Regions from separate parts of the Homo sapiens genome. Here region 2 is linked to region 1. A link is a loop called in an ENCODE intact Hi-C map of the cell type or tissue named here. Cell type or tissue: HCT116. All regions are shown on one strand. Each heading gives the region's core, and the rest is flanking DNA. Links, peaks and the distances in the headings are about the cores only. Region 1 has its middle 9.5 kb from the start of RAB14. Region 2 overlaps LOC107987016 (a long non-coding RNA gene).

Evidence for each region. Peaks named below come from ENCODE experiments on the same cell type or tissue, not always from the same donor. Only the 100,000 strongest peaks of a DNase experiment are listed, where the experiment ranks them.
Region 2: it touches region 1 in a loop (5-fold over the local background); 5 of 110 quality-filtered maps call a loop at or near these places.

Annotation. Positions count from the first base shown.
Region 1 is chr9:121,203,417-121,219,370 of GRCh38, forward strand. It overlaps a transcript of GSN not described here and the pseudogene RN7SL181P. Among named protein-coding and RNA genes, the nearest start is that of RAB14, 9.5 kb to the left of the region's middle. RefSeq lists an enhancer at 4,468-4,567. In HCT116, for the core only: a CTCF peak has its summit at 9,975 (motif pointing right); a DNase peak (open chromatin) is centred at 9,985.
Region 2 is chr9:121,531,067-121,547,020 of GRCh38, forward strand. All of the region lies in intron 1 of LOC107987016 (a long non-coding RNA gene), which reads right to left. Among named protein-coding and RNA genes, the nearest start is that of GGTA1, 39 kb to the left of the region's middle. RefSeq lists a silencer at 15,104-15,153. In HCT116, for the core only: a CTCF peak has its summit at 7,382 (motif pointing left); a DNase peak (open chromatin) is centred at 7,395.

The sequences.
Region 1 (15,954 bases), core at 5,399-13,398:
ATGGGGAGACCCTGTCTCTAAAATAAATAAATATTCATTTTTGTTGGCCCCTAAAAGTATTGGAGGCCCTAAGCCCTGTGCATACTGTACTGTGCCTAATGGATAAGGTGGCCCTGCCTTAGTTCCCCACCCCCAAATTAAATCAATCTTTCTCTTAGCGTTCAGGACCTTTTATGAACTGGTTCTGCCATGAACAAGTGAGATTTCACTGTAAAAGTGTGTGCCAGTTTGTACATCTCATATTTTCAGAGACCTGGGTTCGAATTCCTGCTCTATAATCTAATGGTATGCAGTTGTGCATGTCACTTGATTTCTGAGATTGTCAGTCTTTTCTGCAATATGAAAATAGTAATATCTCTCTCAAATAGGTCTTTGTGAAAATTAAATGGGATAGTATATGCAAAATATCTGGTATATAATAAGAAATGGAAATGATTATTACATGATAATCTAATCTAAGGTGATATTGAAATCCTTTTGCAACCCTAGAGGTCTAGGCTTCTATTTCCACATTCTTTAATAAGTATAGTTTGTTGTCACACTTTAACATTTTTGAAACTAAGAAATTTGCCTGTGCCAAGTAAAGGAGAAAACTGTGAACCAATGATCATTAATTGCCCAGGTATGAACTTAGACCTGGCTAGTAAGTTTCCTTATAGCCATTATCACCTGAAGGGAGATCTTTATGTATAGCTGATGTTTATTCAACACTTACTATGTACCAGCAACTGTCCTAAGAATCATGCATATTTTCTCATTTAATCCTTACCACATCCGCATGAAGTCAGTACTATATTTACCCCATTTTATGAATGAAAAAACTGAGTGTCATACAGATCTAAAGTCGTTTAGGTGAAAATTGGGTGGGACTTAAATCTGGCAACATGTGACCTCAGGGCTGTACTAAGCCCTATTCCATTTCCTCCCTTATTTGCTCTTGTTTCACAATAGCCAGCTTAAATGCAGGTCCCTAACTGCTGCTTTCCTATGTGAAAGACATTACACTTTGATGCAGCTTTGAACAGAAACACTCTTGTGGATGCAGAGTGCCTATCACATGCTAAGGAATGCAATTAAAAAACAGTAGGAATGGTCAATTCTTTTAATAAGTCCCAGAATTTTCAAAGTGAGGAGAGTGTATGTGACCAGTTGCAGCATAATTAAGAGGGACTGTCCATTGGGTGCCAAACATCCATTGGGGTTTCTACTTAACTTTTTTAAAAAGTTGTTTCTATAAGAAGAGATGTATACATGGAATAGTCACTGCAGCACTGTTTGTAATAACAAAAAACTAGAGACAAACTAAATGTCTATCACTAGAAAGCTGTAATAGTAAATTATAGTACATCTATATTGTGAAATACTATGCAGCCATCAAAAAGAATGAGGCCCATGTATATGTCCTGATATGGAACAATGTCTAGGAAATACTTGGAGGGAAAAAAGCAAGGTGCAGAAAACTAAATAGTATGCCAACATTTGTTAAACTATAAGAGGAGGGCAAAGAAGACATGTATGTTTATGTAACTAGACATTGAGAGGGGTTTATTCCATGTATACATCTCTTCCTATTGTCCTGGATCTGTTGCTGAAGCCCAAACTTGAAAATAAAAAGCCCACAAGGAGCTCACATTCTACACTGAAAAAACTGCCAGTGGCTGGGGCCAGCTACCTTCTAGCAGGGAATTTGAAGAGCAGTTGTTGAAGAAGTCAGCTCTTGACCAACTTCTACCTCCACTCCACTACTCCCTCACCTATTCCCCATTTCCAACCCCATCCCCACAGACACACCATCACCAGTAATCTGTGGAAAGAAAGATTGGAGACATGGGAGGGAAGTCAGCCTTTAGGGAAATTGTAATGTCATGGAAAGAGACGCCTTCTTTCTGTCCCCTCATGGAGACTGTGTCCTCATCTAGAACCAAAGGAGAGGGGCTCCAAAAGAATCACCAGTGAGGATTGGGTGTGCCTGCAGGAAGATGGGACTGACAACTCCCTGGATATCTATCTGTTTGGGCAGCACTGATCTGCTCTGCCCTATTGCTTCCTGCACAAAGGAGAACACAGATGGAGAGAGACAGCACTGGAGGGGCTTTGGATGGTGTGGGGAGAACCTTAGATGAAGAGGGGCTGAAGTTGCTTCCCCTTATCCCTTCCTCCCACCTTGACTTTCTAGTCCCAGATTGGAGTACGGCAAAGAAGTGTCCATCAGAGAGGAGTGTGGCATAATGACACAAGCTAACCATCTGCTGGAAGATATAGCAAATGTGTGAGGGGTCACCTGTTCCTGGGAAGATGCCTGGAATCCTCCAGGTGTGCAGGTTGTTTGTCACCTGCTCTGGCTTCATTTCTGCTTGTATTTTTATAAATTGTTTTGTAAAAAGTAGATGTTATTTTATCCTTCATCTCTTCCCAGAGCCTAAACAATTAAAGTCATTTTCAGATCTCTCTGTTGTGTTTATTTAAACAAAATTAATTCATCTCCTCATTATAGGCTTAATTTTATTTGTTCATTTTCCTCTTATGCTTGTGAATTTTGGTTCATAGGCTTATCTTGAATTGGAGATTCCCCCCTACCCCTATGCTTGAATCTTTTTTGTTTAGTGGTTTTGGAGTTGCCACCGAGCCACACTCAGACTTTAAAATACTGGTGTCCCAATTCCTGAAGCAGTATTGAAGATTTAGAAGAACTAATACAATTTGTACTCTAAATTTTATTACCACATGTGTGTTCTACCTAATTTAAAAAACGAATATATTTTAATGTAGTTGATTAACTTCCAGTGATACATAATTTAATTAAAAAGAAATGGTCAAAAAAGCTAGTTTAACCAAAAAAAGTTGAGATCAGGTGCGGTCATGGTGGTATGGCTGTCGACATTAACCAAAACAGAAACAGCAATTAATATACTTCAAAATTTAGTAGGTTGACAAAGAAATCAAAATCAAGGGCATGAGACTCATTCGTCTCTGGGTATGAAAAAGGATTAGATTCAACTTATCACACTAAAAAAAGGTGATGCATAAATGTAACAATAAGTACATTCTGTATTCAATTGTAAAAGAAATTGTGTGTCCATTGAAATAGTGCCCTTTCATCTCCCCATACACCTTATACCACCCCCTCCCAAAAAATATCCTCTCGTGTCACAGCTTATGAGGGCATGACATTAATGAGGTAAAAAGCAAGCTTGAAATTTTCCCAGGAAAGCACCCTACCGGAGACTCATTTATTGTCATTGAAGCATTCCTTTGGCTGACGACCAGAAGTTGGTGGTTTCGACTTAAGAGGCCATGTTACATGAAAAAAAAAAAAGAATGCATCTTTGAACTTTGTTTGTTTGTTTGTTTGTTTCGAGACTAAGTCTGGCTCTGTCACCCAGGCTGGAGTGCAGTGATCTTGGCTCACTGCAACCTCCACCTCCCAGGCGCAGGCCACCCTCCCACCTCAGCCTGGGACCACAGGCATGTGCCACCATGCTTGGTAAACATCTTTCAACTTTAGATTCACACTCAGTGGGGCATAATGACCACACCGTGAGATCCACATGGAAACTGAGACCTACTGAGAAAACATTTAACTCTTTCATTGCATGCTCACTCCAAGGCATGCACTTATTCAGAAAAAGGGAAGGGAGATTGATATCTAAATTATTTCTTTATTGCTTTTTCTGACTTTGTACATTTAGTTGAAATAATGCGAGTTAAAAGCATGTGTGATGTAACACAACTGAATTAAAGTGATGATGAAGGTGCTGTTGAGAACTGAGATTTTACTCTACTTGCAAGCTAACAAGCCAGCCTGCCAGTTTCATGGATACAGGCAGAAGATGTGAGACTTCTGAGTCAAAGACAGAGGTCTGTATTATTCACAGCACAGCAAGCAGCATGAGCATCAGCATATGTGCATCAGTTCTCTTTGTGCCAAAGACCCATGGGCAGTGATATGAAGGGGTACCAGCACACACAGTGGATTGTATTACAGAAGAACCCTGAGCTTAGGGAAATCACATATTTTATAATGGGAAGTAATTATATCTATTTTTGCTGTAGAGGGAAACACTATCTCTATCCTCCAAGCCTGCCCTACAAACATCCTTGAAAAGACAGTCTAGGACAAAGGGCAGTCAGTGCCTATGCTCACAAAATGTACAGAAACATGAGACCCATGGAAGGTCATCTCCCAACAGGGGCAGGATTTTTTGTATTGTAGAATATAGTACTGTATTTGGTGGAGGGAGTTAATGAGTAAATGGTATGCTATGGAGGAAAGTATATGGTTTTGAGACTCAAACTGACTTCAGTTTCATTTCCTGTGACCTTAGACAAATCACTTAACTTCTCTCTTTTTTTTTTTTCTTCCTGTCTCACTTGGTCACACAGGCTGGAGTGCAATGGCACGATATCAGCTCACTGAAGCCTCCACCTCCTGGGCTCAAGCACTCCTCCCACCTCAGCCCCCCAGGTAGCTGAGACTACAGGTACGTACCACCACATCTGGCTAATATGTGTGTGTGTGTGTGTGTGTGTGTGTGTGTGTGTGTATTTTTTGTAGAGACAGAGTTTCTTGATGTTGTCCAGATTGGTCTTGAACTCTTGAGCTCAAGGGATCCACCCACCTTGGCCTCCCAAAGTGCTGGGATTACAGGCATAAGCCACTGTGCCTGGCCCAAATCACTTAACTTCTCTGAGCCTCAACTATAAAATCAGATAATAGATTTTCCCCTCACCCATACACACACGGAATTGTTGTTCAGATTAACTGGGAAAGTGTAACTGAAAGTATGTGGTACAGTATCTAGAATATTCCACGCATTCAACAAATGCCTGGTCCTTCTCTTCTCTCCTACCTTTATTCACTGATTCCCTCATCCATGTGAATCAGGCACACACTTAGGTTCCTGCCAGAGCCCTGAACCCCTTCCCCAGTTGGAAAGCACTTCTTGAGTACCTGCTTAGAATACATGGGTTCAGATGCTGCAAACAAGAGACTAAAGAATGATAGTGGCTTTCACAAGATAGAAATGTATTCTTCCCGCACATGGAAGTCTGGGTAAGTAGTACAGAGGTGATATAGCAGCTTGAAGGCAGCAAGATGTAAGTTCCTCCTTGGTTATGGCACTGCCACCCCCAAATCATGCTTCTATATCATGGCTCAAAATACTTACTCCAGCTAACACCAGGAGAGGGGAGAAAAAGAAGTAGATAGCACATGCCTTCCTGTTAAGTGTATGACCCAGAAGTTGTACCTATTGCTTTTGCTGACATCCCATTGGTAGGTCACATGGTCACACCTAGCTGAAAGGGATGCAGAGAAATTTAGTCTTTGTTCTGGGGAGGATTATTACTAATGAGGGAAGAAAAGAATGGATACTGAGAAACAACCAGCTATTTTTGCCATACCATCCTTCATTGCCTAAAAGGGGGGCAGGTGTTAGAGCACCTTGAAGGTCCAGGGAGGCTGATGTTAAACCCTGAGGCCACCAAGGTGAGGACAGGGACCATCAGTGGACCATGAAATCTTTCCCACCAGTGCAGTTCCCTTAGGATGCCCATTTGGGGCTCTATGCAGGACTCTGAATAAATAGCATTCCTTTGCCTCGTCTGACTTCTGAACAAGTTGAGATATCAACAAAAAGATGCAGAGGAAGGCCAGAATATTTTCTTTATTAGTGATATTGCCAGGTTGGAGAAGAAACTTTTAGGGTTGGTAGCTGAAGGGTGCCACTAATAGTGAACCCCAGAAGTGGGCTGCAAAGACTAGGGCAGGCCTCCTGCTGAAGGGAGCAGGGCTGAGGAGCAGCTCCCTCCCTATCAGAAGAAGTGCTGAGTTGGGCATGACCAGGTATTCTCAAATGTACAATCCTTCATCCTTCCAGGAATGGATAAAGCACGGAGAGGAACCAAGAATGTGCTCAGAAAAAAATCCTTCCTCACTGAAACCAGGACTAAGGAAAGGAGATTCCCTTCTACCATCCATGGTGAGCAAAGAGTGGGGCTTGGAATTAGCAGCGGGGGGTGGGGAGGGGGGAAGAAATACCAGTGGAAGCAAGCATAATAGTGCCTACAAATACATGAGGGACCCAAACTGACAAGTCAGAAATCATCCAACACTGTAATTGGATTTCAGTCCCAGCCTTGCTTCTTAGTAGCTGTGTGGCTTTGGAAAGTTCCTTAAGGTCTCTAATTCTTCATTTCCTTGTCTCAAAAATCAGGAAACAGCAGCATTTAATACCTATGTGAATTATTAAGAGAAAATGAAGCAGAGCATGAGAAGCTCTTAGCATAGTGCCTGGTAGGGAATAAACACTCAGGAAACAGAAGCTGCTAGAATTATTTCCAAGAGCCAATACATAGCTCCTGAAAGCAGTTTCCCCAAGTAAGTTAGGAAAGAAGAAAACCTTTATCTGCTATCATAGAATTCAACAGAAATCAGAAAGTTTTCTTTAGAGTAATACAAATAATTGGAGAGAAGAGATGAAGAATGAGAAACAGGCCTCTCTGCATAGTATCTGGAACAATTTGGGCTAGGCCTTCACTTTCTCATATTCTTTGTGCCATGAACACACATACACGCACGCATACATGCACAATAGACCAGTCAAGATTCATCTAGAGGTGATATAATAAATCCCTACTCTCAGGAAAGGATATTGCCTTTATAGATATATTAGTTAGGAGAGGCTAGGTTTTACTGTGTAAGAAATGACTCCAAAATCTCAGCGGATTTAAACCTTATCACAAAGGTGTGCTTCTTGCCCACTCTCTATGTCCATAATGTGTCAACTACTTCCCTGTTCCACACCATCTTCACTTTAGGACTCAGGCTGACGGAGCACGCTGCCTGTCTGTGTCTCTCCGTTTCTCTCTCTGGAACGTTGTCAGATGTCACGGCGGAGGGAAAAGAGACCTGGTGAGTGACGTGCTAAGTCTTCAAGCTTCTGCTCCAAAGTAGCACACATCACTTATGCTCAAATTTTCTTAGCCAGAGCAAGTCTTATAGCCTCATATTGATAGAGTTGGGGTGCATAATTCTCCTTTGGGGAGGTGAATATAGCTGAATGTAACCCAGTCTACCACAGTGGACTCCCCAAGAGCCAGAGAGACAGCCACTGAGAGCTGCTAATATCTGGCTGATCTGGGGCCTTCTCTTTGCCTCAGTTTATCCTCTGTGAAATGGAGATACCAGCACCCGTCCTGTGAACCTTACAGAGAAGGGCTAGGAATGCACGTGGGATCACCGACATGCATGTGGTTTGGCAACTGTAAACTACCACACTTGCATGAGAGGGTTTCAATACCAGTATGAGTGCATTGGAAGGGATAAGAACACATTATAAAACATTTCACCCCTTCTCTGCCCACAGGAATGACTTGCCGAATTTTTAGCCCATAACCAGGCACTGTGTAAACCGCTTTACCTCATTCAGTCTTTGCAATTATACCACAAGGTAAGTAATGTTATTAACTCCACTCACAGATGTGGAAACAACTGAGTGTCCATTGAGGAATGAATGGATGACAAAATGTGATACATGCCACATTTGGGGATATTGTTGATAATAATGGGATGTTATTCAGCCTGAAAAAGGAAGGAAATTCTGACACATGCGACAACAAGGATGAACCATTATGCTAAGTGAATTTAGCCCGTCACAAAGAGACAAATAGTATAGGATTCCACTTATATGAAGTACATAGAATAGTCAAATACAGAGACACAGAAAATTGGAAGGTGGTTCCCCTGGGGGTAGAGGAATGGGGAGGTATTATTTAATGAGTACAGTTTCAGTTTGGGATGATGAAAAAGTTCTGAAGATGGATAGTGGTGGCGGTTATACAACAATGTGAATGTACTTAGTGCTATTAAATAGTACACTTAAAAGTGGCTAAAATGGTAAATTTTATATTATCTATATTTTACCACATAAAAAAGCATATGACAGCAAAAACAAACAAACAAACAAAGCTGAAAAAACCCACAAGTCTTAAAATGCCTTGAAACTTTGAGCAATTTGGCTCACACAACAGATCCTTTAGCCACTATGTAAGTAGGTGATGGCATTTTAGTAGCTGATACTGCTTATAAATACTTCCAGGTGTAAAAGTTGCTATTAATAATTAATTGGGGATCTGGCTGGGATAGGGGTAAGGTGGATAAAGCACTGAACTGGGAATGAGAGCTTGAGGTTAGGACTTAGCTGAAACCAGCGGTGTGACCTTGGCTGGGTAGCTTCCCCTCTCTGGGCCTCAATTTTCCTATCTGGAATGTAGAGAGGTTAGTTGATCTTTTCAGTTCAATTTTATTTTTCAGACCAAAGGACCACAGTCTTGCAGGGCAGTTCAAGTAGATGGGGCTCTATCTCCTCTTCCGTTCTCTCCCAATAACCACCTCCCCACCAAAAGAAAAAACCCATAGCAAAAAAATATATTTTTTGAAGGGCTTTATGAATTGGACTTCTGTTCAAAAACTTTAAAAACAGCTGGATAAGGGAATCTCTGAGGGCTCTGATACTCTGTATTTGCTTACTGGTGAAGCTGTGAGATTAAGGAGAGGCCGCTGGGTTAACCATGCATTCATTCATCAATGACTAATGATTGAGCTCAAACCTGGGCTCCTGTCTCCTCCTGTCCACTGAAGCCCTTCAGTGACCACCTTCCCGTTTTTCTGTAGAGTCCCTTATATGGGCCGATGGGGAAGAGACTATGGATGCCTTTTAACTGAGCCCTCATAATGCGATAAAAAAACATAACAAAACAGATATCCCAGCAGCTATACAAGCAAGCGTTTTCAGAGCTCACACTGGAAACCAGACTCTCTAATCCTTATCAGTTGTTTCTCCAAGATTTAAATTCCAACTCTGCAGTTTATTAGCTCTGAGACTTGGGCAAGCATCTTAATCTCTCTGGGCCTCAGTTTCCTCATCTGTAAAATAGGTATGGTGGTCCCTAGTTTATTGGATTGTCGTGAAGGTTATAAATGTGTGTAAAATCCCACTTCACCGTAGCCCTCTATCATTTCCCACCCTCTTCTCTCCCTGCCAGGGAGTCAGTGCCCTCCTGGAGGAGGCTTACAATACAGCCTTCAAGGTTGACTCTGGGCATTGCTTCAGTACAGATTAGAAATTATTTTAGAATCCCCAGAGCATGGTATCTGCGACAAATTAAGCTAGACATAATTTTAAAGCATTTTTTATGTTTGAAAGTCTTTTGGTCTCACTCCTTGGCCTTTTTTTTTTTTTTCTGAGATGGAGTCTTGCTCTGTTGCCCAGGATGGAGTGCAGTGGTGTGATCTCTACTCACTGCAACCTCCTACTCCCTGATTCAAGCAATTCTCCTGCCTCAGACTCCCGAGCAGCTGGGACTACAGGTGCGCACCACCACGCCTGGCTAATTTTTGTATATTTTTTTTAGTAGAGTAGGGGTTTCGCCATGTTGGCCAGGCTGGTCTCAAACTTCTGACCTCAAGTAATCCACCCACCTCGGCCTCCCAAAGTGCTGGGATCACAGGCATGAGCCACTGCACCTGGCTCTTGCTCTTGACAAAGATCTTTTTCCCGTCCAGAGATTGGAGGGAAAGCTAAGGAGAAAAGGCAGCGTGAAGGAAGGAGAATTTCTTCCTGCCCATATATTTATTTTGAATTTTACAGGTTTAATGTCTGCCTTTCCTCACCCTGAGCTGAGTGGGAAAGGTACCATTTCTGGTGGGTTCACTGCTCGATACCCGGCCTAAGTATCTACAAGTTATAAAATCAGAAACAAAATATAATTAGTCTCATCAATAAATAAACCCAGGGCAGCTGGGCTTCACGGAGGAGTGACAAATGGCTCCAAGCAGTCTACATTTTAGGACAATAGCTGGGGTCACTGGCTTCCAAAAACTATGGGGAAAACCACTTCCGGCTTCCTGTATCCCTTCGTCTATTCTGGTATCAAAACGACAAATCCAGAGGAGCCGAATCAGGCGTGCTCCACCAGAGGGCGCAGCAGGCCCATGCCAGGCCCTCTTGACTGCCAGAACTCCCAGCCTGTGGCTACTGCTCCCATTTGTGTTGCTCAGGCACACCTGGTTTGGCAGCATTGTTTCCTCAGTCTCTTTGTTAGTTCCTCTGTTTTTCCAAGCCAGAAGAAAGTGAAGAAGTTTGCAGTCAGGTGGGCTTGGATTAAAATCCTGACTCTGCCGTCAGCTGAGATCTTGGCAAATTAGCATTGTGAGCTGTTGTATTAATATTAATTGGTGACTTCTTCCCAAGGCTGGGGAATCACAAAATCATAGACTCTTGGCACAAGAAGGGGCCTTTGAGATCAGCCCTTAGAGCCCCCACATGTCATGGATGGGGACACTGAGGCTCAGGCTAGACCAGAGCCCAAGTCTCTCAGCACATGGGCTGGGGTCCTCTCAGCTACACCCAGCTGCCTTCTTTCCAAAATCCATAAAACGATAAAGAGCATTCATCAATGAATGAATGAATGAAAAGATTAAAAGCCCTTTCAACCGACGAGCTCGTACCTTCTTTTAGAGCAAGGACTTTAGATCCAGACAAAAGCACAGACTGCTGTATCCCTCATCCAGCTTCAGCAATTACTTGACCTGTTCAGTCTCAGTCTCCTTATCTGAATGGTGCAGGGCATACTATGGGGATCATAAAAGCACCTACCTCACAGGGTTTCGTGAAGATTCAACGAGTGCATGCCTAAAATGCCAGCTCAGGCACCTAGAAGGCATTGAGAAAATGCTAGTTCTTTTTTTCTCCCTTCTCTCCTCCTCCTTTCTTTCCTTCCTTCCTTCCTTCCTTCCTCTTCTTCTTTCTTCCTTCTTTCTCCTTCCTTCTCTCTCTTTCCTTCTTTTTCTCTCTTTCTCTCCTCCTCCTTCTTCCTCTTCCTCTTCTTCTTCCTCTTCTTCCTTTTCTTCTTCTTCCATAAGCCAGAAACCAAAGGGTAGATGTTAGTTCTACATTTTAAAATCTAGGTTCCATAATCTTTCTGAGTCTCAGTGTTCTTGTCTATAAAGTGGAGAATTTTCAAAGCATTGTGGGAGGATTACATGGCACAACATATATAATAAAACCCACAAAACAAGGCCTGGTTCATGGTAGTGTACAAAATATATTAATAATAAATACTAGTTTATCCTCTTTCATGAAGTAAGGAATGACTGTTTCTAAGAACAAAGAGGGATAAGCCTGCATTCCTACCAATTCCAAAGACTTAGCAGATAGCATTCCCAGGAACACATCATTTCTCCTGAGTTATCCTATGTCATATTCCTACGGAGCTCTTGTCCAAGGTCTCACGAGCTAACCCAGTTTGAGACCCCAGGAGCTACTGCATTAGTTAAGTTCTTATCTTTTCTCTTCTGGACCTCTGTTGTAGCATCTATGCCTTAGATGGATGAGCGATGCCATCTGGCTGGAGATGTACCTCCTGGAAGTACCTTACTGGGCTGCAGCCACTGGTTAGGTCGGAATATAGGCTCCTTGTTGTATGAGCTTCCTAGGGCTGCTATAATAAAAGTACCATGAACTGGGTGGCTTGCAATAACAAAAATGTGTTCTCTCACAGTTCTGGAGGCTGGAAGTCCAAAATCAAGGTGTCAGCACAGCTGTGCTCCCTCTGAGACTGAGTAAATCCTTCCTTGCCCTTGCCCAACTTCTGGTGGTAGCCGGCAATCCTTGTTGTTCTTGGATTCTGGCTGCATCACTCCAGGCTGTACCTGTCATTGTCATATGGCTGTCTTCTCCCTGTGTTTGTATCTCTTCTCCTCTTCTTCTAAGGGCACCAGTCATATTGAATTAAGGACCCCCCCCCCCACACTCATATATGACCCATCTTAATTTCCATCTAAGTTGCATTTGCAAAGACCTCATTTCCAAAAAAGATCAGATTCAAAGGTACCAGGGGTTAGAATTTCAACATATCATTTTTTTTTCTTTTTGTGGGGCGACACAATTCAACCCGTAACATTGGTTAAAAGATCTCTAAAACACCTGAAAATTGGCCGGATTGGTGGCTCACACTTATAATCCCAGCACTTTGGGAGGCCGAGGTGGGTGGATCACCTGAGGTCAGGAGTTCGAGACCAGCCTGGCCAACATGGTAAAACCCCATCTCTACTAAAAATACCAAAATTAGCCAGGTGTGGCGGCGAGTGCCTATAATCCCAGCTACTTGAGAGGCTGAGGCAGAAGAATTGCTTGAACTCAGGAGGCAGAGGTTGCAGTGAGCCAAGATCGCGCCACTGCACTCCAGCCTGAGTGACAGAGTAAGACTCTGTTTCAAAAAAAAAAAAACCTGAAGATTTTAAGAGCTCTCCAATTTACTAATATTTATAATGTACATGTAAATCAACCAATAGAATTAACATGGTTATGTTAATTTATTGGAAAATTAATTATAATGTTTATGATTAGAAATTATATTACAAGCCATATATTTCAAGTATCATATAAATTATAATTATACCTATAATTGTTTGTAATTTATTAACTGTTAGAATAGTTAATTAATTTTGAAAAAAATAGCTGGGTGAGTGAAACAAAACATTTCTGTGGACTGAAAGGCTCTTAGGCCATCACTTTTCTTATTTATTTATTTATTTATTATTTTTTTCAGCTCACTGTAGCCTCTGCCTCCCGGGTTCTAACGATTCTCCTGCTTAAGCCTCCCAAGTAGCTGGGCTTGCCAGCAGGCCTGGCTAATTTTTGTATTTTTAGTAGAGACGGGTTTTTGCCATGTTGGCCAGACTGGTCTCAAACTCCTGACTTCAGGTGATCCACCTGCCTCAGCCTCCCAAAGTTCTGGAATTACAGACGTGAGCCACTGCACCCGGCCCATCACTTTTCAACTCCTGCCTCATGGACCATCAGAGTGATCATTCTACAAAGCAAATCCAACTATGTCACTCCCATGCTTAGTAACCCTCCATGATGGCCAACAGCTATCAAGAACAGCTGACAAATGAAACTGCCAACAACTACCTCCAGCTACGTCTCCACCACTTCCTGAAGCCTGTACTCAGGGAAAACATTGCTGCTTTAATCTGACACAGGACAGACATTCACTGGCCAAGACTTTGCTTGCTATATTTCCCCCAGAAACAGTCCCTAACTCTCCTACCTGCCTGCTTTTCTCTGTTTCTTATCCTTCATGGCCCAGCTCAAAAGCCACTTCCTCTGTGATGCCTGCCAGGCCTTGTAATATCCTCCTACCCCCAGGTTCCGTAGTACCTTGCTTCTGTATTTTGCAGGACTTCTCCCTGTTTTCTTGGTATTATAGTGAGATTATTCTATTACCCACTTCTCCCACTAGGCTAGGAGTTCCTGGAAGACAGGAATTTTACCTTGGTCATTGTATTAGTTTGCTAGGACTGCCGTAACAAATAGTACAGGCTCAGTGGCTTAAACAACAGAAAATTATTTTATTCTGGAGGCTACAAGTCCAAGATCAAGATGTCCAAGCGTTGCATTCTTCTGAGGGTTGGTTTCTTCCTTGGCTTGTGGATGACTGTCTTCTTCCTGTGTCTTCACATGGTCTTCCCTCTGTTTGTGTCTGCATCCTAATTTCCTCTTCTTTTTTTAGTTCTGGGTTTTGTCTTCCACTTTATTTAGATTTTTAAAGTATTTTTCTAACTTAAGGAGATTTCTTTTTTAAAATTCAACTTTGGCTGGGCACATTGGCTCACGCCTATAATCCCAGCACTTTGTGAGGCCAAGGCGGGTGGATCACAAGGTCAGGGTGGATCACGAGACCAGCCTGGCCAACATGGTGAAACCCTGTTTCTACTAAAAATACAAAAAAAAATTAGCTGGGTGTGGTGGTGGGCACCTGTAATCCCAGCTACTCAGGAGGCTGAGGCAGGAGAATCATTTGAACCTGGGAGGCGGAGATTGCAGTGAGCCAAGATCGCACCATTGCACTCCAGCCTGGGCAACAGGGCAAAACTCCGTCTCAAAAAAAAAAAAAATAACTTTTATTTTAAGTTCAGGAGTACCTGTGCAGATTTGTTACAGAAGCAAACTTCTGTCCTGGGGGTTTGTTGTACAGATTATTTTGTCACCCAGGTATTAAGCCTAGTACCCATTAGTTCTTTTTCCTGAGCCACTCCCTCCTCCCAACCTAAACCCTCCAATAGGCCCCTAATCTCCTTTTCTTATAAAGATACCATTCATATTGGATTAGGGCCCACCCTAGTGACCTCATTTTAATTTAATTACCTCATTAAAGACCCTGTCTCTAAATACAGTCACATTCTGAGGTACTGGGGGTTAGGACTTCAATTCAATTGGGATGTGGCTGAGTGGCACAATTCAGCCCACAACAGCCATTTCTTTAAATTTTTTAAATTTAATTAAATTTTTAAATATTTCAAATAATATAGAAATGTATTATTATTATTATTATTATTATTATTATTATTATTATAACCTCAAACAAAACAAGCCCTCCTTTCTCTGCTCTTTTCTACCCAACCGTTAATACTGCTACCAGGTCTGTTTCAAGCTTTTGCGTATATAAGGGTACATACATAAAGATATAACTTTGGTGTGTGTTTTCTCTTTTACATAAGTACGATCAAATTGTCCATATTGTTTTGCATATCCTGATCTTATTCATTCTTTTTATGTATGTGTCCAGTCTACCTCATGCCCTGACTCACAGTTTAGCTATGACTAAGCATGTTCAGAACATTTGTTGAGCTCTTAAGAAGGGTGGTCATGGAGTATAGGTCTGCTATGAATTGTCTGGCAGTCATTTAATATTGTATTATATTTTAGGTCTGTCAACCTGAAATAAACAGCAGAGAGACCAGTTCTCCAAAACAAAGAGTTTATTTGAGAATAACAGGGAATTGCGATTTTGGGTGCACATGCTGTGGTGGACCACAGGTGCACCAAAGGGGATGGGGCAAGAGGAAGCTTTTAAGAGAAAGGACGAGAGGCCAGGCTCGGTGGCTCATGCCTGTAATCCCAGTGCTTTGGGAGGCTGAGGCAGGTGGATCACTGGAGGTCAGGGGTTCAAGACCAGCCTGGCCAATATGGCAAAACCCTGTAACTACTAAAAATACAAAAATGAACCAGGCATCATGACGTGTACCCATAATTGCAGCTACTCAGGAGGCTGAGTCACGAGAATCACTTGAACTCGGGAGGCGGAGGTTGCAGTAAGCCGATAACGCACCACTGCACTCCAGCCTAGGTAACAGAGTGAGTCTCTGTCTCAAAAAAAATAAAGAAAGGAGGAAACGTACATGTAAGCTAATTTGAAAAAAAGACCATTGGTTACAGGAGCTTGTTGCAGGAGTTGGCATTAGCTTATTGGTGGAGACAGCCACTGTTGGACAAATGTCCCTGTGCAAGCCAGGTGGCTTATGTGGAATTTCTTGGATAGTTTCTGTTGTAGGCATACATGCATGAGGACCCTTCCTTCATGGCCTCCCCTCTCCATTTTGTGAGAGTTTAGCCTAAGTGACTCCATTTTGGTACTGGCAACTTTCACAAGTTTCATTTTTCTTGTATGTAAAATGGAGGACAATAATATTCATCTCCCAGGGTCCTGAAATGATCTGGTATTTGGAGGTTACCCTACCAGTTTTGTCCAAGCATCCATCCTGCATGACACCTGAAGTCCAATATCTTTATTCAGTTTCACTTCCTTGATGTTTCTCAGAGTCCTGAGGATGCTTCCTTGATGGACAGATCCACCTGGTGGGGGCCAACTCCTCTGGCCGGGCAGTTCTGCCAGGGCTCTGTGTCTGCTGCTGCTGCGCTTGCTGCTTCTCTTTACCCGGTCTCCTGACTCAGTTCCCCAAAACACACCAAATACCAGAAGGTTCAAGTTAGGGGATTTTTTTTTTTTTTTTTTAAATAGAGACTAGTCTCACCATGTTGCCCAGGCTGGTCTTGAACTCCTAGGCTCAAGTGATCCTCCTGCCTTGGCTTCCCAAGGTGTGGGATT
Region 2 (15,954 bases), core at 2,843-10,842, 330 kb after region 1:
GTGCTGGGATTACAGGCGTGAGCTAACGTGCCCAGCCTAGGGAGTTTCATGTAGTCCAGTCTGTCCCAAATTTTACATGTGGAAAACAATGTGGCAAGTAATAAGTTTGGAGATATGGAAAGAGTGCAGGGAGTGGGAGGCCCCGATGCCAAATACTGCATGGGACGTACTCATACTAAAAAAAAAAAAAAAAAAAAAAAAAGGATTTCGTATTTATCTGAAATTCAAATTTAAGTGGACATCCTCTATCTTTATTTGCTGAATCTGACAACTCCAGCCTAGGGCCAATTTGGACCAAATTCCTAGGTAGTGGAAGTCATCAGAGGCTTTTTATTTTACTTTTTATTATTATTTATTTATTTGTTTGTTTTTTTGAGACTGAGTCTCACTCTGTTGCCCAGGCTGGAGTGCAGTGGCATGATCTCTGCTCCCTGCAACCTCTACCTCGGGGTTCAAGAGATTCTGCTGCCTCAGCCCCCCGAGTAGCTAGGATTACAAGCACCTGCCACCATCCCTGGCTAATTTTTGTACTTTTAGTAGAGATAGGGTTTCATCATGTTGGCCAGGCTGGTCTCAAACTCCTGACCTCAGGTGCTTCACCCACCTCAGCCTCCCAAAGTGCTGGGATTACAGGTGTGAGCCACTGCATTTGGCCCCAGTGGCTTTCAGAAGGGAGGTGACAGGATGAGATTTGCGTCTGAGCAGATGGTCAGCAGCAGGACTGAGGGGCAGGACCCAAGCGGGGGAGACCAGCTGGGAGACTGAGGCTGGGCTGAGAGACAGGCTGTGTGGAGGAAGAGTGGGTGGACTGGTCGGGATTTATTAAAGAGGTAAAGGCAGGCCGGGCGCGGTGGCTCACACCTGTAATCCTAGCACTTTGGGAGGCTGAGTGGGTGGATCACCTGAGGTCGGGAGTTTGAGACCAGCTTGGTCAACAAGTTGAAAACCCATTCTCTACGAAAAATACAAAAATTAGCTGGGCGTGGTGCTGGGCACCTGTAATCCCAGCTACTTGGGAGGCTGAGGCAGGAGAATTGCTTGAACCTGGGAGGCAGAGGTTGCAGTGAGCCGAGATTGCACCACTGCACGCCAGCCTGGGCGACAGAGCAAGACTCTGTCTCAAAAAAAAAAAAAAAAAAAAAGGTAAAGGCAGTGAGTCTTGGCAATTAATTGGGTGTGGAAATAGAAAATGGGCAGTCAAGTTTGACATCCAAGTTTCTGGGCCACTAGACAAATGGTGATAACTATTTTCTTTTTTTTCTTTTTTTCCTTTTTTTTTTTTTTTTTTTTTGAGATGGAGTCTCGCTCTGTCGCCCAGGCTGGAGTGCAGTGGCGCGATCTCAGCTCACTGCAAGCTCTGCCTCCTGGGTTCATGCCATTCTCCTGCCTCAGCCTCCCAAGTAGCTGGGACTACAGGCACCTGCCACCAGGCCTGGCTAATTTTTTGTATTTTTTTTTTAGTAGAGACAGGGTTTCACCATGTTAGCTAGGATGGTCTCGATCTCCTGACCTTGTGCTCCGCCCATCTCAGCCTCCCAAAGTGCTGGGATTACAGGTGTGAGCCACCACACCCGGCCTCTTTTTTCTTTTACTTTTTTTTTTTGAGATGGAGTCTTGCTCTGTCACCCAGGCTGGAGTGCAGTAGCACAATCTTGGCTCACTGCAATCTCTGTCTCCTGAGTTCAAACAATTCTCCTGCCTCAGCCTTTCGAGTAGCTGGGATTACAAGTATGTACCACAATGCCCGCCGAAGTTTTTTGTATTTTTAGTAGAGACGGGGTTTCACCGTGTTGGCTGGGCTGGTCTCGAACTCCTGACCTCAAGCGATCCGCCCACCTTGGCCTCCCAAAGTGCTGGGATTACAGGTGTAAGCCACTGCTCCTGGCTGGTGGTGACCACTTCTGAGCTAGAAGTACAGGAGGAGAGGCAGGTTTGGGAGGAAGGAGAAGCAGGGTCTAGCTTCCGTCGTGTGGATCTGAACAGCCTGAGGCCATCCAAGAAGAGATGTCTGGGGACAGCTGGAGATGTAGGTCTGGAATTCAGGTGAGAGGTCAGAGCTGGAGGTTGACATTTGGAAAAGATCAGCCTTTGGAGTGAAATTGAAACCATGGGAATGGATGAACACACTCAGGGAGAGGGTGCAGGGTGAGAAAGGAAGGGAACCAGAACAGACCCCTGAGAATAGTCATGGTTTCGAAGAAGCAGAAGGAAGAGAAGCCAGCACACTGGAAGCAGAGACAGAGACCAAAGAGGTAGGAGAAAGGCAGGAGGGGTCTTTGGGACAAAATATTCCCCCGGCAGATAAAACAGGAGAGCACTGAAAGAAGGAGAGTGAGTTTGACGGTGTCAAGTGCTACCAAGATATCAAATAATACGGAGAAAAAACATAGTCTATTGGATCCAGCTACTGGGGACCTGATAAGGGAAGTTTCAGCGGAGTGGTGAGGGCAGAGGCCAGATTAGAAGGGTGAGCGGGGAGTGGAGGCAAATCTACTCTGGTCATGAGCCGCTTAAACATGGTGGATTGGCCATAGGCATGCATCTGCTTTCCCTCCTCAGACACCACTAACCTGACAGTAAAGGAATAATCTAAGCTGACCTATGATGACAAAGAAGCTGGGAGAGGAGGCATCTGCCAAGTAAAGATTCCAACCAACCTTTGGAAGATGGCATGCTAACAGAGAAGTACCAAGGTCACCAGTGGTTATGACCCAAAGTGCCCATGGAGGAGACACCAAGGCCAATTTGTCCTGAAACATCCCCGAGAGGTCCAAGTCTTGGAGGGAACAGGGTGCAGCTGGAAGTCTGAACATGGAGGAGTTGTCTCCCAAGCCTTCTCCCTATCCCATGCAGCCAGATGACTAAACCCACAGGCCTAAAAACAGCATTTTCTTCCTGGAGGAATTGAACTCAAAAGGCCCCAGACTTGTTCAGACCAGGCACAGCAGAGAACAAGACTGCAAACGGGGATTAGGGATACGCATTCTGAATGGCAGGATTCCAGACTTTTTTCCTTCACCTGCTCCCAGAATGCCAACAGCCCGGGGTGTCTCCTCCATGCCCTACCCCAAGCAAGAGATTGGAGGACTTTTCTTTCTTTCTTTCTTTTTTCTTTTTGAGACAGAGTTTCACTCTTGTTGCCCAGGCTGGAGTGCAATGGCGCGATCTCGGCTCACCGCAATCTTCGCCTCCTGGGTTCAAGCGATTCTCCTGCTTCAGCCTCCTGAGTGGCTGGGATTACAGGCATGCACCACCACACCCAGCTAATTTTGTATTTTTAGAAGAGACGGGGTTTCTCCATGTTGGTCAGGGTGGTCTCGAACTCCCAACCTCAGGTAATCTGCCCACCTTGGTCTCCCAAAGTGCTGGGATTACAGGCATGAGCCACTGTGCCCAGCCTGAGATTGGAGGACTTTTCTTTTTAAGCTGCTAAGTCCCAAAGAATATGCTTTCTGCTGATGGTATGATGAGAGCTCTGCACACACTTCAATCACCTTTCAGTGAAACCCAACTGTGAGAATCGAGCTTCCAATCACCTTTTTAAAGTTCCTTTCACGTTAGTGTTTTTTAAGAGACAACTAGAATTTCTTTTTTCCTTGTTTGGTTTTTGTTTGTTTGTTTGTTTTAGACAACTAGAATTTCTAAAAAGAATCAAATGAGGCTGGGCGTGGTGGCTCATGCCTATAATCCCAGCACTTTGAGAGGCTGAAGTGGGCGGATCACTTGAGGTCAGGAGTTAGTTGGAGACCAGTCTGGCCAACATGGCGAAAACCTGTCTGTATCAAAAAGAACCCACAAAAATTAGTCAGGCATGGTGGCGGTCGCCTGTAATTCCAGCTACTCAGGAGGCTGAGGCAGGAGAATCACTTGAACCAGGGAGGGAGAGATTGTAGTGAGTCAAGATCGTGTCATCGCACTCCAGCCTGGGTGACAGAACGAGACTCTGTCTCAAAAAAAAAAAAAAAAAAAAAGAAAGAAAGAATCAAATGAATATTCTAAAACTAAAAAATTACATGCTGAAAATAAGCATCCAAGGCCAGGCGTGGTGGCTCATGCCTGTAATCCCAGCACTTTGGGAGGCCGCGGTGGATGGATCACCTGAGGTCGGGAGTTCAAGACCAGCCTGGCCAACATGGTGAAACCTTGTCTCTACAAAAATACAAAAATTAGCCAGGCGTGGTGGCGGGTGCCTGTAATGCCAGCTACTTGGGAGGCTAAGGCGGAAGAACCACTTGAACCTGGGAGGTTGCAGTGAGCCAAGATTGTGCCATTGCACTCCAGCCTGGGCGACAGAGTGAGACTCTGTCTCAAAACAAAACAAAAAAAAAAGAGGAGAGAAAGAAAATAAGCACTCCATAGATGGGTTTCACAGAAGATTGGAAACAAGTAAAGCCAGGACTAGCATACTGAAAGATGGGTGTGATTAAAACTATCCAAACTGAAGCATAGAAAAAAAAAGTAAAAATAAAACATAAAAGAGCATAAGACATAAATACAACACACATGAAAGATCTAACATAATATAAATATGGTTTGAGAAAGAGAAAATTAGGAAGAAGCAATATGTTAAGAGATAAAGACCAAAACTTTTCTGAATCTAACAAAAGACATCATACTATAAATTCAATAAGCTCAGCAAACCCAAAACAAAATATAGACAAACGAGCTACATTAGAGTACATCAGAATAAGATAGTCAGAAACCAAAGGCAACGAGAAAATTTTAAAAGCACCATAGGACAGCCAGGTGCAGTGGCTCACACCTAGGATTACAGAATCCTAGCACTTTGGGAGGCTGAGGCAGGAGGATTGCTTGAGTCCAGGAGTTCAAGACCAGCCAGGGTAACACAGCAAGACCTCATCTCTACTAAAAATTAAAACAATGAGCCAGGCATAGTGGCGTGAGCCTGTGATCCCAGCTACTTGGGAGGCTGAGGTGGGAGGATCGCTTGAGCCTTGGAAGTTGAGGCTGCAGTGAGCTGTGATTGTGCCACTGCACTCCAGCCTTGACAACGGAGAGAGCCCCTGTTTCAAATAGAAGTAAAGTACCACAGGAAAGATGTATTTCCTTGAATATTTACCCTCACCCTCATCCCTAGAAATAGCAGCTGTTATCTACTTTTTTTTGTTTGTTTTTGAGACAGTTTTGCTCTGTCTCCTAGGCTGGAGTGGAATGGCGTGATCTCAGCTCACTGCAACCTCTGCCTCCCAGGTACAAGTTATTCTCATGCCTCAGCCTCCCAAGTAGCTTGGATCACAGGCATCTGCCACCACGCCCGGCTAATTTTTTTTTTTTTTTTTTTAGCAGAGACAGCATTTCACCATGTTGGCCAGGCTGGTCTCGAACTCCTGACCTCAAGTGATCCTCCCACCTCAGCATCCCAAAGTGCTGGGATTACAGGTGTGAGTCACTGCACCCAGCCTTTACTTTGTTATTTTTAAATTCCTTCAAGTCCTCCCTTACCTCCTTAGTGGTTAACTACCATGTTTCCTTTTCTCTTTTTAAAAAATTTTCTTTGAGAGAGTCTCACTCTGTTGCCAGGCTGGAGTGCAGTGGTGTGATCATGGTTCACTGCAGCCAGGACCTCCCGGGCCCAAGCGATCCTCCCACCTCAGTCCCCCAAGTAGCTGGCACTACAAGCATGGACCACCACGCCTGGCTAATTAAAAAAAAATTTTTTTTTTTTTGAGATGGAGTCTTGCTCTGTTGCCCAGGCTGCAGTGCAGTGGCAAGATCTCAGTCCACCTCCCAGGTTCAAGCAATTCTCCTGCCACAGCCTCCCAAGTAGCTGGAACTACAGGCACGCGCCACCATGCCCAGCTAATTTTTGTATTTTCAGTAGAGACAGGGTTTTACTATGTTGGCCAGGCTGGTCTCGAACTCATGACCTTGTGATCCGCCCACCTCAGCCTCCCAAAGTGCTGGGATTATAGGCGTAAGCTACCTCGCCTGGCCAAAAGATAGAAGAATTTTTTTTTTTTTGGTGGAGTCTCACTCTGTTGTCCAGGCTGGAGTGCAATGGCACAATCTCGGCTCACTGCAACCTCTGTCTCCTGGGTTCAAGCGATTCTCCTGCCTCAGCTTCCCGAGTAGCTGGGATTACAGGCGCCTGCCACCACGCCCAACTAATTTTTGAATTTTTAGTAGAGACGAGGTTTCATCATGCTGCCCAGGCTGGTCTTGAACTCCCCACCTCAGGTGATCCTCCCACCTTGGCATCCCAAAGTGCTGGGATTCCAGGCATGAGCCACTGCACTCGGCCAAAAAAAAAAAATGTTTGTTTTGTCAAGTCGAGATCTCCCCATGTTGCACAGTCTGTTCTTGGCTCAAGCGATCCTTCCTCCTTGGCTTCCCAAAGTGCTGGGCTTACAGGCATTAGCCACCACATTTGGCCAAGTCCAAGCTTTCAACCACACCAGCAGATACAAAATAAGGTTTTCAGGTTCTGTCTGCTGTTCTTTCTACGGAGGCTCACTGCTGGGGACAAATTGGGCTCCCGGCAAAGAGCCCCTCCCACTGACTTCCTCTTCTGGGAGAAGAAAAACAAGAAGGGCAATGAAAAGTGGGACAAGCTGCAGCTATTCCTACCATCTCTTCCCACCCACTGAATCTCACCACAGAACAAGCAGCTGCAAGAGAAAAGGACTGGCCTTGTCTCTCAGGGGTCGGTCCTGCAGAGGGTGGGCTCACGATGCCAAGGGAGAAATATGGTGGTAACAGCATGGACCGGACCTGGGTTGGGCTCCAGGCACTGGCTTTTATTTTATTTTATCTCATTTTTTTTGAGATGGAGTTTCGCTCTTGTTGCCCAGGCTGGAGTGCAATGGTGCCATCTCGGCTCACTGCAACCTCCGCCTCCCGGGTTCAAGCAATTCTCCTGCCTCAGCCTCCTGAGTAGCTGGGATTACAGGCATGCGCCACCATGTCCAGCTAATTTTGTATTTTTAGTAGAGACAGGGTTTCTCCATGTTAGTCAGGGTAGTCTCAAACTCCTGACCTCGGGTGATCCGCCCGCCTCGGCCTCCCAAAGTGCTGGGATTACAGTTGTGAGCCACCACACCTGGCCTGATACTGGCCTTTTAAAGGGCAAAGCCATCCAATCCTCCAGGAAAACATGGGGAAGGAGAGTTCCAACATTTCCTGAGCACCTCCATGTCCGGCACTGAGCACATTCCATCTTTTCTCTCTCTCGCTCCTGACATTGACCTAGAAGGCCTGTCTGACATTAATTTGCCCCGGAGGCCTGAGGATGGTGTCAGCCTGCAGACTGCTGCTGTTCCTCAGCTCTCTTCTGCCCTGCTCGCCTCCCTCTATAGTCCTCAAGGCCCATCTGCAACCACTATCCCATCCATACCTGAGGTTGCCCTGGCTCTGACACTTGCATGACATTTGGGAGCTGCTCTAATGCCACCTTCTGGCTGGTACTAGAAAGATGAGGACCTGGCCAGGCACAGTGGCTCACATCTGTAATCCCAGAACTTTGGCAGGCCGAGGGGAGCGGATCACCTGAGGTCGGGAGTTTGAGACCAGCCTGGCCAACATGGTGAAACCCTGTCTCTACAAAAAATGCAAAAATTAGCCAGGCATGATGGCACATGCCTATAATCCCAGCTATTCGGCAGGCTGAGGAAGGAGAATCACTTGAACCCGGGAAGCGGAGTTTGCAGTGAGCCAAGATTGTGCCATTGCACTCCAGCTTGGGTGACAGAGCAAGACTCTGTCTCAAAAAAAAGAATAAAGGAAAAAAAGACGAGGACCCGGTCGTGGCTTCAGCCTCTCTGACCCAGGCCAGAGGGCCCAGCAATCCAGTTGTACATTGTCTGATTGGTTGGTTGATTGGTTGGTTTGCTCCCTGCCTTGCTGCAGAGAGGACCTCAGGCAGCTTCCAAGGATGCGTGATACACAACCAGAGCAGAAAAAAAGAGTAGGGGGAAAACAAGAAAGTAGCACAAGGGTGGGAGCACAGAGGATCCAGGAACAAAGCTAAAGTGCAGAACATAAGGATCTACTGTGGGGGAAACAGACCACAGACTCAGGATTTTTTTTTTTTTTTTTTGAGATGGAGTCTCACTCTGTCACCCCGGCTGGAGTGCAGTGGCCTGATCTCTGCTCACTGCAACCTCCACCTCCCAGGTTCAAGCGATTCTCCTGCCTCAGCCTCCCGAGTAGCTGGGATTACAGGTGCACACCACCACGCCCAGCTAATTTTTGTATTTTTAGTAGAGACGGGGTTTCACCGTGTTGGCCAGGCTGGTCTCGAACTCCTGACCTCAGGTGATCCACCCACCTCGACCTCCCAAAGTGCTGGGATTACAGGCATGAGCCACCATGCCCGGCCAGGATTTTTTTTTTCTAACTTCTTAATTTTATTTTATAAAGAGAAGGGTCTCACTGTGTTGCCCAGGCTGGTCTCAAATTCCTGGCCTCAAGCTGTCCTCCCACCCCAGCCTCCCAAAGAGCTGGGATTATAGGTGTGAGCCACCTGTAATCCTGGCCAACTCAGGTAATTTTGAAGATGGCTTTTATGGTCTACTTGGGCACAAAGGAATGCGGGGAACATCCACCAGCCATGGCTGGGTGACAACTCATGTTCGTTCTCAGCCTATCAGTTTTACACGTTCTCTTTATAAATGATTTCACACACACACACGCACACACATACATACACTCACCACCTCCTTCTGGAGCTCATGTTGAGATGTACAGGGGAGGGAGACCCTTGTAACACAGATTTGAAAAATAATTCAGATATGCATCTTGAAAACAAGGAGAGGCCAGGCGCAGTGGCTCATGCCGATAATCCCAGCACTTTGGGAGGCTGAGGCAGGAGGATCACCTGAGCCCAGGAATTTGAGACCAGCCTGGGCAACATAGTGAGACCTTGTCTCTACAAAAATTTAAAAAGTTAGCTGGGTGCAATGGTGTGTGCCTGTAGTCCCAGCGACTTGGGAGGCTGAGGCGGGAGGATCACTTGAACCTGGGAAGTCAAGGCTGCAGTGACCTGTGACCAGGCCACTGCATTCCAGCCTGGGCAACGGAGTGAGAGCTTGTCTCAAAACACAAAACAAAACAAACAGAGAGAGTTTCAGTAAACAAAATAAAGTATTTGTGTGAAAAAAGATTCAGATACACATTTGAAAAGAAAGTATTCTTTTGGAAGACAAAGGGAATATGATTCTGAAGGAGTGAAACATGAAGGATATTTCTATTGGTTGAGCTTGTAACTTTTGGGCCATGTGGCATGATGTTCTTTTGCTATGAGGGGCTGTATTCCCTCATCACTATACTTTTGCCACACATTGACTTTAAGCTTCCTAGCAAGTGGTGTGAAAAGGGAAATGTGGCCACTTACACAATGTCCAAAGTCTAGGAAGGATGACAAACCAATTGCTTAGGAGAAGCAGGACGCTGGTACTGAGATAGGAATAAGGTGCCCCTGGGCCCAATGGAGGGTTCCAGGGGAAGATGACAGAGCGGAGGGTGAAGAATGCCCTCGGTGACAGCCTTCCCATCACGCCAATCCAAAGACAGTACACCGCTTCCAAGGAGGCCAAGACCATGTGGGCTGCATGGCCCACTCTCTGCTGGCCTAGCCTTTCCCCTGGAGGTGTTTAGACTATCAAGATACAGACCCTATCTCTACAAAAACAACAATTATAATTAGCAGGCGTGGTGACACACACCTGTATTCCCAGCTAATTGGGAGGCTGAGGTGGGAGGATTGCTTCAGCCCGGGAGGTTAAGGCTGCAGTAAGCCATGATCATACCACTGCACTCCAGCCTGGGTGACAGAGTGAGATCCTGTCTAAAAAACAAACAAAACCCCCCCATACACAAAAAACTATCAAGAGGGTTGGTTCCCCTTCAGAGGACTTGATTTTTTGATTTATGGGACTCTGTGAGTACTTTGAGTTTGTGGTCCCTGTGGAAGCCTGGGAACTGAGTCTTTCTCTTAAGCCCCGAGCTGTCTGGAAAGGTACAGTCTCATTCATCTGCCTTCCAGCATCACTAGCTCCAGGGCTCCTCCCTGGAATGGAGGCCTCTGTCACCCTGCCTGGGTGGTCCTGCTATCAGGACACTGTACCAGGCTCCGGTGAGGGTCTCAGCCCCATAACCACCGAGTCACTGTCTCAGGCTCTTGGTTCCTTCCAGGCTGTGGTGAGGTCCCTCTGTTTTGGTTTGGCTGAGGTGGTTGAAATGAACAGGACTGCTCTGACCAGCTCACAGAAGGGGAAGTGGATGGCACGAGCACAGGTAGGGCAGCCAGGGAGCAGAGATTCTCTCAACACCCCCAAATCTCCAAATCAGGGTGCCTTGGGATGCAAATGGCAAAAATCCCAAGCTAACCTCGAGCAAAAGAAGGAAGAGGAGGAGGTATTGGCTTATCTGGCTTCAGGTACTGCTGGATCCAGCACTCCATCTTGCTTCCCTCATCTGCCTCCTCCCTGCTCATTCAACCTCTGGCTCAATCCCACCCTCTCAGCTGCCAGTGAGCAGTTTTTCTCTTCTTATCAGTTCTAACCATGGTCCCAGCCAGACACAAGTCTCACTGAGCCAGATGAGGTACCCGGCCCTTCTCTGAACCAATCACCACAGCCAGGGGGAAAGAATTACACTGATTGCCTAGGTCTGTGTCTCCACCCACTTCTAGGCAACTCAATCCCCTAGACTAAGGTTTTAGGAGTTCCTTAGGGAAAATGGACATCCAGAAGAGAGGCTGATAGGCAGAGACAGATCCATCCTTTCTATCCAGGAAGCCCAATACCGCTGGGCTCCCAGAGCCAGGGAGCTGGTGGGGGGCTGAGGTGGGCCCTGCAGGGCTATGGCATTCTGCTTCTCTCCTGTGCCTTTCCTCTCCTTTCTTTGGTGGCCCTTCTATTTCCCCTCCTAGTCCCTAGTCTGCCAATATGGAGACCCAAGCCACCCCAGGGCCAGGTGACACAAGCTCATGGAATCAGTCCATCTGGGTTTGAATCTTGGCTCTGTGTTTCTTAGCTGAGGGACTTGGGACACTTCACTTCATCCATCTGAATCTCATTGTCCTCCCCTGTGAAGTGGGCCAGGACAGGGCCACCCTCGTGGGTGGTGGCTGCCAGAGCTTCATGAGATAAGGCATTAAGAACACTTAGCAGAAGCTGCTGTGGAAAACAGTCTGGCGGCTCCTCAAAAAGTTAAACATAGAATTACCATATGATCCAGCAATTCCACTCTTGGCTATAGACCCAAAATAATTGAAAGCAGGGACTCAAACAGATGTCTGCACACCATCATTCATAGCAGCATTAGTTACAACAGCGAGAAGGTGGAAATAACTCAAGGTCACCAACAGATGAATGGATAAACACGATGTGCTAATGTTGACAGGGCTCAGGGCAGGATACCCCCGATACGGCATCTTGGCTTTTTTTTTTTTTTTTTTTGAGAAGGAGTCTCGCTTTGTCACCCAGGCTGGAGTGCAATGGCATGATCTTGGCTCATTGCAACCTCCGCCTCCCCAGTTCAAGTGATTCTCCTGCCTCAGCCTCCCGAGAAGCTGGAATTACAGGTGGCCGCCACCATGCCCAGCTAATTTTTTGTATTTTTAGTAGAAACGGGGTTTCACCATATTGCCTAGATTGGTCTCAAACTCCTGACCTTGTGATCCACCTGCCTCGGGCTCCCAAAGTGCTGGGATCACAGGCGTAAGCCACTGCGCCAGGCCCATCTGGGCATATTGACTATTTCAAGCTGAAGGAATTTGAGAAATGGCATGTTCAGGAAAGACTTTCTGACCTTCCCCTGTCAGGTCATAAAACCCACTTGTGAGAGGTGCCCTCTCTCTACCCAGAGGAAAGGAGCCTCCTAAACTCTGAAGATGAAAGGATGTCAAGAGGAATCTGAATGAACAGGCCTCAGTAAATTTCCCCTAGCTGATTACACTCAGCTCTTTGTCTATCCCATTCTTCCGTGACTTTCTGCTTTGTCGAACCTACCATAAAACCAGCCTGGGCAACACAGTGAGACCCCCATCTCTACAAAAACACAAAAATTAGCTGAGTGTGGTGGCACGCACCTGTAGTCCCAGCCACTCAGGAGGCTGAGGTGGGAGGATCACTTGAGCCCAGAAATTCAAGGCTGTGGTGAACCATGAGTGCGCTACTGCACTCCAGCAGACAACAGAGCAAGACTCTGTCCCAAAAACAAAAAATAAAAAACCTAGCATAAAAACAGTCAGGTTTAATGGCTTCTTTGCGTCTTCATTTCTTTATGAAAGCTCCTGTATTACATAGAACTTACATAAAACTCATCTGAAATAAATTTATATGCTTTTCTCTCTTTTTTTTTTGAGATGGAGTCTTGCTCTGTTGACCATGCTGGAGTGCAGTGGCGCAATCTCGGCTCACTGCAACCATTGCCTCACGGGTTCAAGCAATTCTCCTGCCTCAGCCTCCCAAACAGCTGGGACTATAGGCACAAACACACCACCATGCCTGGCTAATTTTGTATTTTTAGTAGAGACAGGGTTTCACCATGTTGGCCAGGCTGGTCTCAAACTCCTGACCTTGTGATCCGCTCGCCTTGGCCTCCCAAAGTGCTGAGATTACAGGTGTAAGCCACTGCACCTGGCCCTGTTTTTTTGGGACAGGGTCTTGTTCTGTCACCCAGGCTGGAGTGCAGTGGTGTGATCTCGGCTCACTGCAGCTTCTGCCTCCTGGGTTCAAGAAATTCTCCTGCCTCAGCCTCCTGAGTAGCCGAGACTACAGGTGCCCGCCACCACACCCGGCTAATTTTTTATATTTTTGGTAGAGACAGGGTTTCACCATGTTGGCCAGGCTGGTCTCGAACTCCTGACCTCAAGTGATCACCCTGCCTTGGCCTCCCAAAGTGCTGGGATTACAGGCATAAGCCACTGTGCCCGGCCAGTCTCTCATCTTTAATATATATATACACAAACACACACACACACACACACACACACACACACACACACACACACACAGACATATAAATTCGTCAGGGTTCTCCAGAAAGACAGAACTAGTAGGATACGTGTGTGTGTGTGTGTGTGTGTGTGTGTGTGTGTGTGTGTATACATATATATATATATATATATGAGTTTATTAGAAAGATAAACTTTCAGTTTAAAAATCAGGAAAGTCCTGGGCAAGGCGGAGTGCTTGGTCACCTGGCCTGCTGCTCAACTCTCTTGGTTTCCCAGTTCCACAACTCAGCAGGATATTGGTTTGGTTCAGCTCATTTTTCCTAGCCAAGCCACTCAGGTCACTAACAGACCTGCAAGGGTGTCCTTGGGGCAGGGGCTGACCCCTGGTAGGGGGCCTAGGGTCACGTGGTGGGGCATCCCTTTGAAAGGCCTGTGGGTGAAGCAGAAGCAGAATGGCTTCAGGGTAAGACCCCACCTGGGAAGGTTGGTGGCCACTGACCTCAAAGCTAGCACTTTGGAAAGCAGCCCAGTGGTGAGAGCAGGGGGACATCAGGCTTTCAATCTGCCCAGCTCAAGCCTGTGTTCCTCAGCCAGGTGCACCTGCCTGTGATCCCATTTACTTTGGAGGCTGAGGCAGGAGGATCACTTGAGGCCAGTTAGAGACCAGCCTGGGCAACATGGGGACACCCTGTCTCTACAAAAATTTTTGTAAAAATTATCTGAGAATGGTGGTGCATACCTGTAGTCCCTACTACTGGGGAGGCTGAGGTGGGAGGATGATATGATCCCAGGAGTTTGAGGCTGCAGTGAGCTGCTACACTCCAGTGTGGGGGACAGAGCAAGAGCCTGTTAAAAAAAAAAAAAAAAGGCCAGGTGTGGTGGCTCACGCCTATAATCCCAGCACTGGGAAGCTGAGGCCAGCGGATCACTTGAGGCCAGGAGTTTGAGACCAGCCTGGCCAACATGACAAAACCTTGTCTCTACTAAAAATACAAAAATTAGCCGAGCATGTTGGCAGGTGCCTGTAATCCCAGCTACTTGGGAGGCTGAGGCAGGAAAATTGCTTGAACTGAGGCGGAGGTTGCAGTGAATCGAAATGGCACACTGCACTCCAGCCTGAGCAACAGAGCAAGACTCCGTCTCAAAAAAAAAAAAAAAAAAACATGCTCCAATTCGTTTACCGGTCCCTTCCCCCACCCTCCTTTGCCCTGATATCACAACTTTGCCCAGAAAGGACTCAGAGACCCCGCCCCTGTACTTGGGCGTGACAGTGCCCTGGTGTGAGGGGGCATCTTCCGCTGACCACCCGACTGACCCCATCCTCTGGTCCCTACTGTACGCTGTGAGTTACAACAGTGACCATGACCATAGGGCCTACTATGTGCAGGGTGCTCAACAGCCCTCACATAAGTGTCACAACAGTCCTGGAAGGTCCCTCACAAGCGAGGAAACTGAGGCAGGAGCCACGAGATCACTGGCCTGTCTGTGGCTGAGCCAGACTTGAACCTGGTCTGTCTGACTCCAGAGCACGTGCTTTTTCCGACACTTCCTGCCCCCCAGAGTCATCCCATTCCGGAATCCAGGCTCTGGGATCCCAGGGCCTCAGGGACTGGGCACCGTCCCCCCAACCACCGCCGAGGAGTGGGCGTTTCTACAGCCTTCTCCGTGGGCCTGCGACCCCCAGTGCGAGGGGAGGGCCGCTGGGGGCTCTGGAAACCCCCTCTTCCATGGGTGGGAGGCGAGGGGCTGAGGCGCAGCGCTGGGCTGGGCCCAGGCCGGCTTCGCCCACACCTGGGATGGAGGCGGAGGCGCTCCGGGTGTTCTGCAGGCGGGAGGCTTTCCACCCCGCTGGCCCCTCACGTCGGCGCATCCTCATGGGATCCTCACGAGGAGCGAGTGAGGTGGGCTCCATTCTTATTCTTTCCCCTGGCAGGAGGCGAGCAGAGGCTCCGGACTCCACAGGTGGCGCGTGGTGAGTAGCCAAGATGAGCTCAGGCAGCCTCTCCAAAGCAGGGGCGCTAACCTGGCCACCTCTCACACCCTGGCTCCCTGCTGGCCCTCTCCACCCCCGCCCGGTCCCTAAGGCCACATCTCTTCCCCGTCCTCGGCCAGCTCAGCCCAGGCCGTCCCTCCCTATGCCCGCCAGGGGGAGTGCGAGCTCCTTGCAAAGACCTCAGGAGGCCGCTGGGAAGGTCTGGACAGGCCAGGCGGGGCGGGAAGCAGGAGGACCCGCGGGGCGGGGACCGGAGCCGCTGGGAGGCCGCCCAGTTTGACGTCCTGCTCCTGCCCAGGCCTCGCCAGGCCCCGGCCCTCCGCAGGCCTCAGTTCCCTTGTCTATAAAATGGGAGGTGGAGCCCTTGGGAGCAGAGCTGCTCACCTTTTAAGAGCATGTGAGTCACCTGGGAATCTTTTTAAAGGCAGATTCTGATGCAGTGGATCTGGGGTGGGGCCTGGGAAGCCGCATTTCTAATGAGCTCCCAGGTAAGGTCCATGCTGCTGGATCCTGGATTCATCTCTCTTTTTTTTGTTGTTGTTTTGTTTTTTGAGACGGAGTTTCACTCTGTCGCCCAGGCTGCAGTGCAGTGGCGCGATCTCGGCTCACTGCAACCTCTGCCTCCTGGGTTCAAGTGATTCTCCTCCTTCAGCCTCCCGAGTAGCTGGGATTACAGGCGCCTGCCACCATGACTGGCTAATTTTTGTATTTTTAGTAGAGACGGGGTTTCAGTATGTTGGCCAGGCTGGTCTCGAATTCCTGACATCAGGTGATCCACCCGCCTCGGCCTCCCAAAGTGCTATTACAAGCTTGAGCCACCGCACCTGGCCTCTGGATTCATCTCTAAAGGACCCGCCAGCTCCGATGACAATTTGTTTTTTTGGGTTGAACGAGGAAGACCTGCCTGTGTCCCAAACCCTTCTGAAGAAGTGGCTGTTCATGTGGTCATTAACTTATTCCCTCATTCATTCATTCAACAAGCATCCTCTGAGCCTCTCTCTGTGACAGGTCCCTGCCTGGTGCCAGGGATATAGAAATA